2 separate regions of the Mus musculus genome follow, and region 2 is linked to region 1. A link is a loop called in an ENCODE intact Hi-C map of the cell type or tissue named here. Cell type or tissue: heart. All regions are shown on one strand. Each heading gives the region's core, and the rest is flanking DNA. Links, peaks and the distances in the headings are about the cores only.

Evidence for each region. Peaks named below come from ENCODE experiments on the same cell type or tissue, not always from the same donor. Only the 100,000 strongest peaks of a DNase experiment are listed, where the experiment ranks them.
Region 2: a loop joins it to region 1, with 9 times the contacts of the local background. A loop is called at or near these places in 20 of 42 quality-filtered maps.

What each region holds. Positions count from the first base shown.
Region 1 is chr4:70,448,597-70,456,941 of GRCm38, reverse strand. Megf9 (multiple EGF-like-domains 9) reads left to right here. Exons shown (of 6, transcript NM_172694.2): 3 at 942-1,081; 4 at 8,136-8,279. Among named protein-coding and RNA genes, the nearest start is that of Cdk5rap2, 42 kb to the right of the region's middle. In heart, for the core only: CTCF peaks have their summits at 5,023 (motif pointing left) and 7,071 (motif pointing right); no DNase peak of the experiment used is centred there.
Region 2 is chr4:70,597,058-70,605,402 of GRCm38, reverse strand. No RefSeq gene overlaps it. Among named protein-coding and RNA genes, the nearest start is that of Gm32209, 24 kb to the left of the region's middle. In heart, for the core only: CTCF peaks have their summits at 1,990 (motif pointing left) and 3,884 (motif pointing right); no DNase peak of the experiment used is centred there.

The sequences.
Region 1 (8,345 bases), core at 131-8,130:
AGACAAACACACAGACACATAAATAAAAATAACCTCTTCAGAATTTAATGTGAAATTCACTAGGCATCCCCATTCTAGTCATACTTACTTAATTGTGTACTCCACCTTACATCCCAGAACTATGATTTAAATACTTTTTAGACTCAAAATAGAGAATAATATCAAGTAGCTAGTCTAGAAATTGGTGTGAAATGATTCATCTATCAAGTTCTTATTCTTCATATTTGTGAGACAGGAGCTAGGTAAAGTCTGATTCTTTTCTCCAATTTGAAAGGATATCTGCAGAGCTATGGGATAATCCTAGAATGAGAAATAGTGATATGTGTTCTAAATTCTAGTGTTCAGTAAAGAAAGGTTTTACACTATGAACATCTACTCTCCATGAGTCCTTTGTCATGTATTTTAAACATTCCAAGCACAGAGAATAGAATTGTCATAAATTGTTATTAATACTATTAGCTAAAATATAACCATAAATTTCTCTAGTTTAAGTGGCTGGGGCAATGGGTTTATGAATTTGAGGACAGCCTAAGCTACATGGTAAGTTCCAGGGCAGACTATGCTAGGAAGCAAGTCTAGGACTCTAGAAAACAAAACCCTACAATAATAATAATCCCTCTTACGTGTTTTAATAATGTATTATTGTTGATTTATGAGCACTGGTGGTTTGACTGCATATATCTGTTTGAGGGTGTCGGATCCCCCAGAATAGGAGTTACAGAGAGTTGTGAGCTGCAGTGTGGATGCTGGGAACTGAACATGGGCCCTCTGGAAAGAACAGCCAATACTCTTAACCACTAAGCCATCTCTCAAGTCCCCTTTTATTCTTGGAAGTAGACTCTAGTAGAAATTCTTGGCTGTGTTGAGATAATTTATGGAGCATTAAGCTACAGTTTTCAAAATCACTTACTTTTATTCACTGTCTTTGCTTTTATTTGCAGTTCTGGGAATTGCCAATGCAAAGTGGGTGTCACCGGCTCCATGTGTGACAAATGCCAAGATGGACATTATGGCTTTGGTAAGACAGGCTGCTTGCCTTGCCAGTGCAACAACCGGTCTGATAGTTGTGATGTTCACACAGGTATGTATTTTTTTAATAGTATCATGAAATTATTCTTTATTCCTTAAATCTTGAAGCCTTAATGCATTGATTCTTTTCAAATAGTTTATAAGGCCTTGAAATTTTAAGTAGATATAATAAGGCATATGGCAAGTCAGACTTTTATAACAACTTAAAATATTTCATGAATTTCAAAAATCATATAGATTGAAGATTGGAGAACAACACAAAGTGTTGACTTTGACTTCACAGTGACAGACATTGAAAAATAAGTTAGAGCTCTTCCAAGCAAGCCACAATCACTTGGGAATTCCTGTGTGAAAGAACTGAGACTCCATAGCACTTAGAAAGAGAGAGGCAGATACAAGATTGCTGAGTGAAATTTACTGTGGGGTTACTTACACAACTAAAGTCAAGAGTGGCAGCTACTCTGGCCAATCCTCACAACTTGAATCAGCAAATAAAGAATTGTGGATTTAAAGGTCAAAGGTTACTTTCATTAAATCTAGAATGTAGTTAATTTATCTCAAACTAACATCAAAGATGTCTCGCATGTTCCTGGTGCCAGTAGAGAAGTTCTAGTCATAAAGTTCCATTACCCTACCACTCTTTTTCTTGTAATCTGCAGTGTGCAGGAAGGCTATATAAGGAAAGGTATAGGATTGCTTAGACATAGTCATAAAAGTTATGGCCCAAGATGTCTTCAGCTAAGTTAGGCTGCATGTATACACCACATGATTTCTTTCCAGTAGAGATTTGCTGATTCTGAGCACAGGGTATGGAGTAAGGGTTGGCCAAAGGAAAGGTTTTATACTTGAAGGAGAGCTTTTGACAGCCATCTGGAGCCTGGGTGGTAGGTGGAAACTAGAGGAGCCCCAAACACAAGGCCAGTTCTCCCAACCCTGACTAAGACGTCTGGGCCAGAAGATGTTTTATGCTGAGGAGACAAAAATCCTTTTAAAGAGAAGAGGGCTTGTCATAACATGCAGCCAGCTCTTCCTTAATACATTGCCAAACTCTAAAGATTCATGGAATGGGTATGAATGGTGGAACCCCCAATGTCAAGACAAAGGTCTGCCAAATTCTTAATCCAAAAGGTCATGCCAAGAAATAGTGAAGAACTAGTGTTGAGCTGGTAGATAAGAAAACAGCCATCATGCCTGATTGAATCGAGGCCGTCATTTTCTCATATTTGCCTATTAGAAGAAATGAGAGCCCTTTTCCCTTCTAGTTTAGTTTAGTTTTATTTTATTTTGTTTTTTTTTTTTTTCCAAGACAGGGTTTCTCTGTGTAATAGCCCTGTATGTCCTGGAGCTAACTATAGACTAGGCTGGTCTCAAACTCACAGAGATCTGATTGCTACTGCTAGGACTAAAGATGTGTAGCACCACACAGGTGTGATAAACAATAAAGAACAGAGACTACAAAAATGGAAAAATGTGGCTAGTAATAAAAATATAAATAATGGAAACAGAACTACAATAATATTGTTATTAGAATTAAAACTGAAATTTCAAAATAAGTGAAACTATTATATTGAGGAATTAGAAGAAAAATAAGACAAAATGATTAAAAAGATAGAATTTCACCAGAGAATAGCACTACAATGCATGTGCACACACACTCACACACAAACACACACGGGGGGGGGGGGGTCATGGGGTCACAGGGAGATTATGAAGACTAGGGAGATAGCTCAGTTAGTAAAGTGCTTGCCATGCAAGCAAAGGGACCTGAGTTTAAATCCCATGTTAAAATGCGGGGCATAGTTTTATAATGTGGGTGCTGTCTAATGTATGTCTGTGTACCAGTATCTAAGAGGGCATCTGATCCCCTGTAACTAAAGTTACAAACAGTTGTGAGCCATTGTGGGTGCTGAGAGGTAAATGTGGGTCCTCTAGAAGAGCAGCCAGTATTCTTTTTTTTTTCAATTTTTTATTAGATATTTTCTTTATTTACATCTCAAATGCTATCTCGACTAGGCCATCTTCTATTACATATATAGCTAGAGACATGAGCTCTGGGGGTACTGGTTAGTTCATATTGTTATTCCACCTATAGGGTTGCACACCCCTTCAGCTCCTTGGGTACTTTCAAGCAGCCAGTATTCTTAAACACAGCCGTGTATTTCTCTAGCCCCAGTGCCATGTAGTTGTAATCTGAGCTCAGGGGGATTCCTGGAACTAGCTGATGATCATCCAGTCTACCCTAATTGCTGAAGTCCAGGTCATTGAGACTCTCCTCTCAAAAGAACTGGAAAGCATTCTTGAGGATAACACTTGAGATTGTCCTCTGACTTCCACACATACATATGTACTTGCATGCATATAAAGCTGCCAACTCATACACATGCATTTTCAAAACAGCAATCTATAGGTTCGTAAGATGGCTCCGTGGTTAAGAACACTGGCTGTTCTACCAGAGGTTCTGCGTTCAATTCCAAGCAACCATATGGTGGCTCATGACCATATATAAAGGGATTTGATGTCCTCTTCCGGCATGCAGGTACACATGCAGACAGAATACTCATGCATTAAAAAAGAATACATAGGTAAATAAAAATTTTTAAATAGAAGGGACCTAAAACTAAAAATTATGGTATTTGAAGTTAATAACTTGTTATATGAGCTAAGAGAAGGCTTTTAGTCAATGAAGGCAAGATATCCACATAGGATACCATAAAAACTGTCTAACCTGAAGCATCCTTATAACAAGGTAGTAGGAAAGGCAGGAGGGATGAGACACGCACAGCCAGAGTCTAACGTAAGTGTAAGGGGGCTCAGGAACTGATGGCCAAACCTTTCTAAATGATGGAAAACATTCAGCCTACACGTCAGAAAGCTCAGCAAATGCCCAGCCAGATAATACCAGAAAACACACACACACACACACACACACACACACAGCTAAGCAAACTCAGATTGTATCAAAGTGAACACAAGTCCCTCTGATCTTCGAAAGCCCTCAACGTAAGATTGGAGGACCTTCCTGGAAAGTCTTTTAACATCCACATGGAAAACAATCAGGACATATATGACTTTAATACGTACATGAGATTTCATGAGACCAGGTCATCAGACTAAATGTAAACTGAATGGATCCCAGAAGAATCGACACTGGAAGCTTATTCCTTTTGTCCAGTGAAGTGTGTGTAGCGAAATCTGTTTAGACATTGTGTCATCTGTCTGTAATGTTCTTTTTCTTTACTGTTGCATGTGTCCCAAAGTTACTATGCATGTTCCTTCCCCTGACAAGAATGGCCTTTCCAACTCAGCTCCATCCACACCGCAGACCCCTTTGCCTTATTAAATCATAGATTTTTTTCAGGTCTTCAACAAAAGGTGACTTCTTAGCATTTCCTGTCGCTCCTCACTAAATGCAAAGCCTCACTACACACTGTCACATGCATCTGCAAGTTTTCAGAGTACTTGGCATAACCGATGTTTCTATGTTTACTTGTGGCCATTACTCTCATGTGCACACTCACTGCATGGCAGCTCCATGGGGCAGGAACAGGAACGGCTTCATCCTTGCTGTTTGTACAGGCTCTACTCCAGGTATTGGCACAGAGTGAGCACCCACTTATTCTTTGTTGGATAAATGAACAAACTAATGGTAAAATATGAAAAAGAATGGTGAGAGTCAGCATTGGATAACAAGAAGAATATTTTATTGGGTCAAATCATCAGTTATTCCCTGGATGATTTAAAGTACCAGAAAGCCATCTACAAGACTTTTTTTTCTTCATAGCAGGTGGCAGTTATCACACTGACCTGCAGGTGCTCTGGAGATAAAGTAAAATGAATCCATTGAATAATTCTTATTTCTAGAAGAAATAAATGGTTCACCATATGAAAAGTATAAATCCAATGTGAAGGAGTGAGCACCTTACTGAAAACAGCCAGTTCACATACAATTTTTAGCACAGATGAGTTTTCAAGAGTACTGTGGTACCGTCGCCCTCTAGTGGCCACTTTGTATGTTTGCATGGTTATTCTTCCCATTATGTCTGGAATTTCTGTTTTAGGTAGTTTCAGAGTTTCAAAGTTCTCATTTTGTAGTAAAATATATTGGAAAAAATATCACAGGGAAAAATTTGACAGTAGGTATTAAAAGGCCCTTTAAAAATATTTAAGCCAGAAATTCTGTTTTCCGGAACCTTCTGAAAAAATAATTCTAAATTCATAAAAAAATCTTTATGAAAATGCTTACCAGAATGATAGTTATGACACAAAAAACACTTAGACACTATAATTTATAACAATGCATAATTAATATTGTTACATTGATAATACATGGTTAGAATCTCAGAAAATTAAATTTTGACTATATCTTGGGCAAGTTATTTAATATGTTTCTGTATCCATAAACTTGGGTTAACCACCTAGTAGTTTGCTGTAAAATTAAATACATTTGTGCTTCTCTACAAATCATCAGAAGCAGTCTGGAAGTAATAGCTATTAGAATGATTTCATAACAATGTTTTTATGAATGGCATATGTGAATAGTTGGGCTTTAAAACAACAAGTGCCATATAATTAGGCAGTTTCAGTGACAAAACCCAAATCTCTATAACTAAGGTAAGAGGTCACGGAAGGTATCCCAAATGCTAATGAGATTACGGAGGCACTTCTCTTCTCCTTTTACTTGTTTTCCAAATTTTCTTTATTGAGCACATTTTTCTTAAATGGAAGTGCAAGAGAGTCAACTATTTTTTAACTGCAAACTTTGTTTTCGGGTAGCAGACTTATGTTAAGAACTCAAGGCACTCTTGTGTCTTGGTCGTCTCCCATGGGAGTGAGACTCGAGCAGCCTGATTCACTGACTGCCTTGACTGCTGAGCTGCTGCTCTGCTTCAGGATCTCACACTCTCCCGGCTTCTGTCCTGTGTGGCTGCATTGCCTTTTCTGTCAGTTGTGTTCCATCTCCCTAGATCAGCGCTATACTGGTGCCTCCTCTGCACTCAGAGAGAGCTTAGCACGTTTGTCCCTTCCACTTGAGTGATCTCACCCAGGCCCCAGATTTAGTTGAAATGCCACTTGAGTTTTAGCTAATTCTAGATGTACTTAAGTTGAAAAACAAGAATAGCCATTACAACACATATTTGAATTGGAAAATTTCAAAAGAGTTGAGCAGGTGTTTTCTCAGATATATTTTCTTTCCCCTGTTTACAGAGACAATAATCCATAAAATTTTTTAACTGTCTCTGTCCATATTTAAAGTTTTTACTATGTACATATTTTTGGTTTGATGTATTATGTATTTTTGTATAAGCTTAGTGTTGCTTTTTGGGGTCTGTTTTACTAGTTGCTTCAGTATCAACTTTTATTTAATAGTTAAGGCTACAGTATCAGTCTTCAGAAGCATGCATATAAATATAGTCACAGACCATGAATACCCATTGGACAGGATGTCTACCTTCGGGGGAAAAAAAAAAACCTCAAAGTAAACAACCTTAATGCTGAGGCCCACTAACTACTGAGGGAACTTCATCCAAAGTGACAAGCCATATGACACCCTTCCCATGGTCACAAGACCCTTGTCTCAGGACAAAAATGAAACAGATACACATGCTGAAAGTAAACAAAAATATTTAAATTATATATAGGTAAAATAAATATTATTCCTGGTAAAACTCAATCATGTGATTCTTTCTCCAATTTTTTTGGGACAGTCTTTAGTTTTAGTCAACTGACAAGTTAAATATGTTTATGGGCTTAGTTTCAATACCTGGAACCCCGGGGAAAGATCACACAGGTATTAGCACGTCCCATCACTTCTGGTAGGCATCAAGACCTTGTTGTTGTCAAATATACATCAGTTGTAGTCACCTCACACTGTAAAAGAACAGAACTTACTTCCAGATTTTACCCTAAAACTGATTGACTCTTTTCTCATCTCTCCCCGTCCCCCCATTAATGTTGCTTTTTTTATTATACTTTATTTTATATATATGACTTTTTTCTGAATGCATGTCTGTGCACCATATGCATGCAGTGCCCTTGAAGGCCAGAAGAGGGTGCCAGATCTCCTGGATCTGGAGAAAGATGATTGTGAGCTGCCATGTGGTGATAGGAATTTAAATGGGGGCCTCTGAAAGAATATGCAGTGTTCTTAACCACTGAGCCATCTCTCCAACCCCTACTGTGGCTTTCTGAAATTCTACAAAATTAATTTTCTCTATATATGCCATTCTTTGTTTTTCAACCAATGCTGTCTTTAAGATGCATGTTTGTATGCATAAGTAGTTCATTATAGTTCATAGAAGTATCCAAAGTATGAAAGTGCCGCAGTTATATACTCTTCTATTAATATATATTATCTTATTGTTTTATTTGCACAAAGTTAGTCTGTTTTTAGTATATAGCCAATCAATGAGTGCATATTGTGACTATAATCACATACCCAACTTTTCTCTTATAGAACATTGAATTCCTAGACTTAGCTAGTTCAGAAATAAATCAAGATGGGCTGGAAGAATGACTCAGCAGTTAAAAGCATTTACTGTTCTTGCAGAGGCTACACGGTGGGTTCCCAGCACCTGTATTGGGCAGTTCACAAGCACCTGGAACTCCAATTGATTAGAGTTCCAATTCCTGTTGCTGGTTGCCAAGGGCACTTACACAAACATGTTACACAGAAACACACATAGGCATATACACGCAAGTAATAAATCTTTTTAAAAAATAGATCTACTTATTTTATCCATTTATGTGTATAAGTGTTTTGTCTCCGTGTATCCCCAAAAAGGTCAGAAGAAGGTATAGAGAATCCCTTTGGGCTGCAGTGACAGTTGTGAGGTGGCACACAGATGCTGGGAGTCCCAGATTGTCTGTGAAAGCTATAAAGGCATTTAAAGATGAGCTATCTCTTTATCTCTAAATCTCTCCTCTCCTCTCCTCTCCTCTCCTCTCCTCTCCTCTCCTCTCCTCTCCTGTCCTCTCCCTTCCTTTCAGAAAATAACACAGAATAAAAACTAAATAGTACTCCTGCTTCTTTTTCTGTATAATCTGTGGTCTTCCTGAAGCAGGCAGGATTCTAAAGTTTGCTAACTCTGAAACAATAATTCTTTTAGGTGCTTGTCTAAACTGCCAGGAAAATAGTAAAGGGGAACACTGTGAAGAATGCAAAGAAGGATTTTATCCGAGTCCTGATGCCGCAAAACAGTGCCATCGCTGCCCGTGTTCCGCAGTGACTTCTACAGGCAATTGCACCATTGGTAAGGTCTTTCTTTAGGTCTTTACTTCCTTCTCCGAAGTAAACTGTATTGATGAATTAGGTTCTA
Region 2 (8,345 bases), core at 178-8,177, 150 kb before region 1:
TACAATACTAGGACATCAGTGTGCAGCACTCCACTTCTGCATTCGTTCATCTATTTTTTTAAAGTATATGAAGGTGTAACTATGTTCAACTCTGTTGCTTTAGCAGCAGTCATGATCACTCTTATCACAGTACATTAACACATACTGTAGTAGTTAGCACACTGATGTTTGCTTTTGTACCAGTACATTCAAGTGCATGGCTGCAGTAGTGTATCTGTGTGTGCTCTTGCTTCTGTCCTTTAACAGTGCATGCATGTACACTTTTGTAATGGTACATCTATATGAATAGATGTCATAGTACATCAACTGTGCTGTGGTTAGAGTACATCCATGCACACTGATGTTCACAGATCCCCATATGTATTGCTGTACTTGTATGTAAATATGGAAACCTGTACTAGCTCATCAATTTGCATATCTGTACTCCTGCATTAATAATTTCACGTCTACATCACAATAATATACTCATGGGCATGGCTTTCAAGTAATTCTATGATCTCTGCTATTTTAATACTTCTCTGTATTGTATTCTAGAATACAACCATTCTTCCTGTGCTTTATATCCATAAGCACTGTGTACTTCCAATTCAGTTGCAACTACTCTGAATCTACTCTGCACCTGCAGGTGTTCACTGCTTTTCCAGTTCAGCAGTATGCACTGCCACTCAAGAACACCTTTATTTTAAATGCACATTAGTTTACAAATCAGTTGTGGCACATCCTTTTTTTTTCAAAGATGCCATTTTGTATTGCTTTAATAATAGACCCATGGTCTATTAATACAAATACATGCCTTGGTGTCTTAGTATATTCTTGGGTGCTCCTGTCTAGTACTTCCATGCATGCTAATGCAGTACATCCATGAGTAGCATTACCTCTGAGTGTTTCTATAATATCTGTATATAGCTACATGTGCTGCTTTGCAAGAACATAAATGATTACTCCTGTAATACAGAATTCAATGTGTGTTCTATTACTTCTTTCCCAAGTGTGCTGCTTTTCAAGTATACTCATGTGCCCTGCTGTTCATGGACATCCCTGTATTCTAATGTACTGGTAAATGCATACACATGTTGATTAGGACATCCATGTGAACTGCTCTACTTCTGTAAGAGCACATTTAGGTCTGTGTGCGGGGCAGGAATAGTATGTTCAGTTGAGCTTCTTTACTAGTAAATCTATGTTCACCACAGTTCCAATTGACCTCTATGTGTGGTACAGTTGTAGCACATCTGAATTTGCTGTAGTATGTGTAGATCCATGTTCACTGTCCTACTAGAACATTTCAGTACACTGATCTTCTAAAACAAAAGTGTGCACTAATCTTCTAGTAGTTGGGCCAGGCTTGGTGGGGTACACCTTTAATCCCAGCACTTAAAGGGCAGAGACATGGAGATCTCTGAGTTCACGACTATCCTTGGCTATTGAGGAAGTTCCAGGACAGCCAGGGCCTGGGATGGAGATGGTGATGCTCCCCCAAGACTAGAGAGGCAGAAGCAGGTAAATATCTATGAGCTCAAGACCAATCTATTCTACATAGTAAGTTCCAGGCCAGTATAGACAAACCACATCTTAAACAAAGAAAACTAAACTAAAAACAATTAACAACAAAAATAAATAAATAAGTCACCTTGGGCCAATGAGGTGAGATGGCTTATAGGGTCAAAATGCTTGTCAGTGAGCCTGACAACGTAAGTAACACCCCTGGGCCATTAGAAGAAGAGAAAGGTCATCTTAGTTTATTCTCTGACATTCACATACACACTGTAGAACACCCTTTCTCACCATGTACACATAAACTTTATTTATTTGTTTGTTTGTTGTTTGTTTATTTGATTGATTGATTGATTGATTGATTGATTGATTGATTGATTGATTGATTGATTGAGGGATTTCACAGAAATGTGTTGATCACAACCTTGTTTCATGAGTACAGAAATGTTCCAAGTCAACTGGTGAAAAACTAAAGGTGGTGTTTGGGCGACCTCTTCTGGCAAATGGGTCTTCATGCATTTTTTCCTGAGCATTAACCTGCAAGATAGCCCCTACTGCTTCCACTTGACTCTCTCCTGCCATTTAAACAGAGAAGAAAATTATTTGGGTTCAGAACCGTAGCAACATCTAAATGGAACCCTCAGTTACAGTAGTGTTTCATTTTTTTAAGTGGATGATGTAACCTTGTGAATCATTTTCTTAGGCTTTCTACATTTCATAAATATTACATATACACTTCTGCATGGGAAATACCAGCAGTACACTTCAGGTGAAGTTAAAGAGGCTACAGAAAGACAGAAATGTAATAGAAGGATTGTGATTAAGAGAGCAGGGTGGGAGCATGGATGGGGATTGAGGCTGGAAGATTATCAAAGTATTTAAGATAGGCACTGAATGTGAATTTGGTTCCCAAGACCCATACAAAGGCTAACAACCACCTAGCTAAGTTCCATTTCCAGGATATGCAATGCCCTCTTCTGGTCTCTACCCACACCTGGCATGTATGTGGTGCACCCACGTATACAAATAGGGAAAACACACATAGACATAAAAGTAAGATAAAACTAGGTGGAGAAAGAACATATGTGCACACAGATGAGATACAGGTACAAGTCCTTTTAACCAAGGTGCAAAAAGCTTTCCCTAGGCAGAAAAGCAAGAATTACTCATTACTCAACTAAAGCCACATTATGTCAGAATTATATAACCAATCAGAATTACTTGCATCCTGATAACAGAGAAATGCCCTCATTTACACAGCAGGAATTGCTTGTTGGGAAATGCTAGGCAAAGCTGTTCACCCCAACCTACAAGAGGATTCTTCCTATAAGTCTAATTGTGGAATCTTAAACTTTGATATGTATTTTTAGCTTAATGTGCAAAGATGAGCTCCTAATTTTAGTCAATGGCATTATACTACTGCCTATAAATATAAGTCGTCCCAGAAAGTAGAATAGTAGAAGTTTATAAACCAGGAGATTCTATAAGATATTTCATAAGGAAAAATAGTACCTATGTAAAATAATTCTGGAGCAGGTATAAACATTTATGTGTCTAAGCCAAATACATGATAGTTTTCTAACACACTCATTTCTCCTGACATCACTATAAATTTTATTAGTGTGGCTTACAAAATATCACATGTAAAGTTCAATTGTGGGCTTTACACTTTGATACTGTTTTATTCACTTATGTTTTTGTCTACACTGCACTGGTTGCAAGGTTGTTTAATTCATATTGGCATTGAAGTTTGATCTTACACTCTACACAGAAATAACACAACTAATATTGCAGTGACAAGCTCATCTTGGGTGTACCTTTACTAAGAAACATATGTTGGTAGACAAGGGCTTGGCTTTGTTTTTGTTTTTTCTGTTTGTGTTTAGCCTAGAACTACTAATGTAGACAAGGCTAAACTACTACCAGAAATTGGCTAGCCCCTGCCCTCCTTCTGGAGAACTAGAAGTAGTACTGGAACTACCATGCCAGATAGTTTCTTTTTGACATTCCACAATCACAAATGATGCAGTTCCTATTACACATTTATTCATGTAATTCAGGAGAATGACTGAATTCTGCCATGACATCTGACATGGTTTGTAAAGTGAAACTTTTAGCTAGGTATAAAGACACTGGCCTTAATTGTCTAATGACATTCATGCCCTGGGGTTCCCTAGACATGCCTTCGTCTAAAAGACTTTGGGATTTTTGTCAGGCAGAGGGGTTGGTGTGGCTCCCATAGGAGAGCATGTGTGAGTTTCCTTCAGTAGTGTTGGGTTTCTGTTTGAGAGAGGAAATGTGTACAGGAAGGTGACTCGGGTCTGTCCCCATTCTCAGCTTTGGAACAAAGTAAGGCAATACTGCTCATGTGCAATGAATTCTTAGTTCCACAAGGTGGCAACCTGCATCTGACACACACATCCTCATAGCCTCAGGACAAGAATAGCCGTTTGCTAGAAGCAGTCAAAGCAGAAATAGTACCATTCATTTCCTCCACTTGTTTAGTGGGACTACCATGACGAGATAAGTGAGGATAATATTTATATAGAGCACAAAGCCGTGGTCAGAGTGGAAGAAGGTAATACTTTAAGCCATTTCATGAAATCCTAATATATCACATTGTATATTGTATTAAAAGCATTAAATAATATCTCCTAATACAGAGGCATAAAAATAGAAAAGAAAGAGGCAAATCACTTTTATGTGCAGATGGTAAAACATTTCTGAAAACTTCAAGGCCATCAATGAAAGAGCCACTGTTGGTCAGGGAAGCAGGTGGACTAACCCAAGATCTTTACCTCTTTCTCTTTGAAGAGATGCAATTGAAGTCTCATCCCCAACTCTGCAGCATACCACCTGTGGTAGCTTCCCTTTGCCCCCTGACCCCTCTCCAGCCACCTTCCCCTACTAACCTCATTCATCCACCTTGTTGCTTTATCACAGCTCCCAACTACAGCAGGCACTCCCTGAAAATCCACAGGCCACCCTGGCAAGGGAAGCAAAAAGGCTAACTCCAGATTTCTACCGTTCCCTCCACTCATCCAGCCCAACACCCAGTATCATCTCTATGCCTGCTGCAAGCTCCTGTAACCACCAGTGATTCTCACAGATCTTTATCCCAAATTTCCTCCCTTCCACTCATTTCTCTTCCCAAGCCACGAATACCAGCAGCTATTCCCTGGCCACTCCAACCAGGGAAGCAAGTAGACTAATTGCAGCTCTTCACTCTTTTCTCTAATTCTCCAAATTCAAACCCCCAGCTTCACCCCCACCTGAGAAGCTTACTTTCTGCAGTGGTCTGTTCTCACTCTCTACCCTTATCCCAGGGACTTAACTAAGCAGATTGTAGTGGAATACCCCAACTTCTCCTTTCTTGTGAAACCTGCCTATGTCCTTCCCCGGTGCTCCCACAGTTCTAAGTGTCAAAATTCACTCCACCTGGACGACTCACTGGCAACACCCTTTAAAACACCAGAATTTCTTAAATGGCAACACACAGCCAACACACTCTCCTAAGAACCAGAGAGGAAACAGAAACCAAAAAAATAAACACTCAGGTGGTAACATTTGAAATGAAAATAAAGAAAATATCTAAAATAAAGAAACAAACAAACAAACACTCACCCCACAAAGACAAGGCAAGATATCAGTATCTAGAATCAAAGTTTCCCAATATCAGATGCCTACACACCAGCATAAAACCAAAATCAATAACAGCCAGAGCAATATGTCTCCTTTAGAGCCCAGCAATCCTACCATAAAAGGCAGTGAATAGAAAGGCAGTGTTGATGCTACTATGTATTCAAATACTAAATTCTATCAGATTTAGGATTGGTAAAGATCTTTTCCCAATCTGATGGTTAGGTTACATTTTTGTCTTATTGTCCTTTGCCTTACAGAAGCTTTTCAATTTTATGAGGTCCCATTTGTCAATTCTTGATCTTACAGCATAAACCATTGGTATTCTATTCAGGAATTTTTCCCCTGTGCCCATATGTTCTAGGCTCTTCCCCCACTTCCTCCTCTATAAATTTCAGTGTCTCTGGTTTTATGTGGAGGTCCTTGATCCACTTGGACTTGAGCTTTGTACAAGGACATAAGAATGGATCAATTTGCATTCTTTTACATACTAATCAAAGGCTAATATCAATATATAAAAAAGACTCAAGAAGATAGACTCCACAAAACCAAATAACCCTATTTAAAAATGGCATACAGAGCTAAACAAAGAATTCTCAACTGAGGAATACGGAATGACTGAGAAGCACTTAAAAAAATGTTCAACATCTTTAGTCATCAGGGAAATGCAAATCAAAACAACCCTGAGATTCCACTTCACACCAGTCAGAATGGCTAGGATCAAAAACTCAGGTGACAGCAGATGCTGGCAAGGATGTGGAGAAAGAGGAACACTCCTCCATTGCTGTGGGGATTGCAAGCTGGTACAACCACTCTGAAAATCAGTTTGGCGGTTCCTCAGAAAATTGTGCATAGTACTATCAGAGGATCTAGCAATACCACTCCTGGGCATATACCCAGAAGATACCCCAGCATGTAATAAAGACACATGCTCCACTCTGTTCATAGCTGCCTTATTTATAATAGCCAGAAGCTGGAAAAAACCCAGATGTCCCTCAACAGAGAAATGGATACAGAAAATGTGGTACATTTATACAATGGAGTACTACTCCGCTATTAAAAACAATGAATTTATGAAATTCTTAGGCAAATGGATGGATCTGGAGGATATCATTCTGAGTGAGGTAATCCAATGTCAAAAGAACACACATGATACACACTCACTGATAAGTGGATATTAGCCCAGAAAGTCAGAATACCCAAGCTACAGTTGGCAAAACACATGAAACTCAAGAAGAAGGAAAACCAAAGTGTAGATATTTCAGTCCTTCTTAGAAAGTTGAACAAAATACCCATGGAAGGAGTTACAGAGACAACATATGGATCAGAGACTGAAGGAATGACCATCCAGAGACTGCCCCACCTGGGGTCCATCTCATATACAACCACCAAACCCAGACACTATTGTGGATGCCAACAAGAGCTTGCTGACAGAAACCTGATATAGCTGTCTTCTGAGAGTCTCTGCCAGTGCCTGACAAATAATACAGAAGTGGATGTTCACAGCCAACCATTGGACAGAGCACAGGGTCCCTAATGAAGGAGCTAGAGAAAGTACCCAAGGAGCTGAAAGGGTTTGTAGCTCCATAGGAGGAACAACTATATAACCAGTACCCCTGAGAGCTCCCTGGGGCTAAACCACCAACTAAAGAAAACACATGGTGGGATTCATCGTTCTAGCTGCATATGTAGCAGAGGATGGCCTAGTTGCTCATCAATGGGAAGAGAGGCTCTTGGTCCTGTGAAGGTTCTATGCCCCCGTATGGTGAAATGTCAGGGCCAGGAAGTAGGAATGGGTGGGTTAGTGAGCAGGGGGGTCGGGTGGGGGGGGGGGAGGGTAGGGAGTTTTCAGAGGTAAAACCAGGAAAGAGAAAAACATATGAAATGTAAATAAAGAAAATATCTAAGAAAAAAAGAAAAGCTACTTATTAAAACATTTATATCAGAAACATTTGGAAAACTGTTCTTCCACACCATCTGCAGAAATAGCTTTATTCATGTTCTCTGGGTTTTTTTTTATTGTCTATTATGAAAATATTTTTGTAGCTAAGAGCAAGTGGTTAAATGATATTTTCTTCATTGAGAAATTGCATTTATATCAAAACTTCATATTATCTGTATGAGCAGGAAACGCCTTGAATTATTACTTATTCACAGTGTTAGTATTGCTGTGTGCTAGTATAAGCTCTTTTGATTTCTTATGATAAAAAATACTTTGAAATTTGAAAAAAACAAACAAACAAACAAACAAACAAAAAGAAATACTAAATTCTATACCCCAAGATCTTGTTGCCCCAAGATGAGCATGAGAGAATTCTCAAGAATACCATCTTTTGTTGTACAAACCTTGCTTCCAATTACTGTAGGCAGGTTTTCACTTACCTGGCTAGGAGTCACAGGTACGGACTTTGAAGAGAGTGAAGGAGGAGAATGAAGAAGAAAGAAAAGGAGAGAAGAGGAGATCTCCATCTTCCTGAGAAATTTGAACCCCGAGGACAGGCTGGTGGAGCAGAAATAACCCAGGAAGACACAAATATTTGTATTTGGGGAATACAGTTGGTCAAGTAGCTAGCCTAGCATTAGAAAATCAGGTTAGTGTAACCTCAGTAACTGCCAGAACCATATAAATAAATCAAGGTCTTAGTCTCATTCATTTGAAGGCCATGGTTAAATGGAGATAGAAAAAAATTCTGCTAGTTTACATTTGGTGCATCTTACTTGGGATTCAAAACTCAATCTAACCCAAGACAATATCAGGTAGAGACACAGCACTTCCCAAAACACACAGCTGCTGGGACAGACTAGGTGATACTTTGAAGTTACTTCAGAATGGAAAATAGATGCTGTTGGACAGTCCCAACAGTGCTGAGAGCTGAATGTTTCTAAAGGGTCAAACCCCTGGCTAGAGAAAACTAACTAGGGGACTACCTTCCCACTCAAGGTGCTGCTGCATTCCCCAAGCAAACCTAGCTGGAAAAAGCAGCTGAACCAGTACACTTCCTAGGGGAGGGCACAGCTTGAGCCATCTGGTCTTCTCCTGGTAGCTATTGGCCTAACCTCCCCTACTATGGCTCTGCATCTAGGCAAGAGCAGGACACCCAAGCTCCACTCTTTCAGAATGCCTACACAGTGACATACTTTCTCCAAGAAAGTCACACATATTCTAACAAGGATACACCTCTTAATAGTGCCACTCCCATGTGCTAAGCATT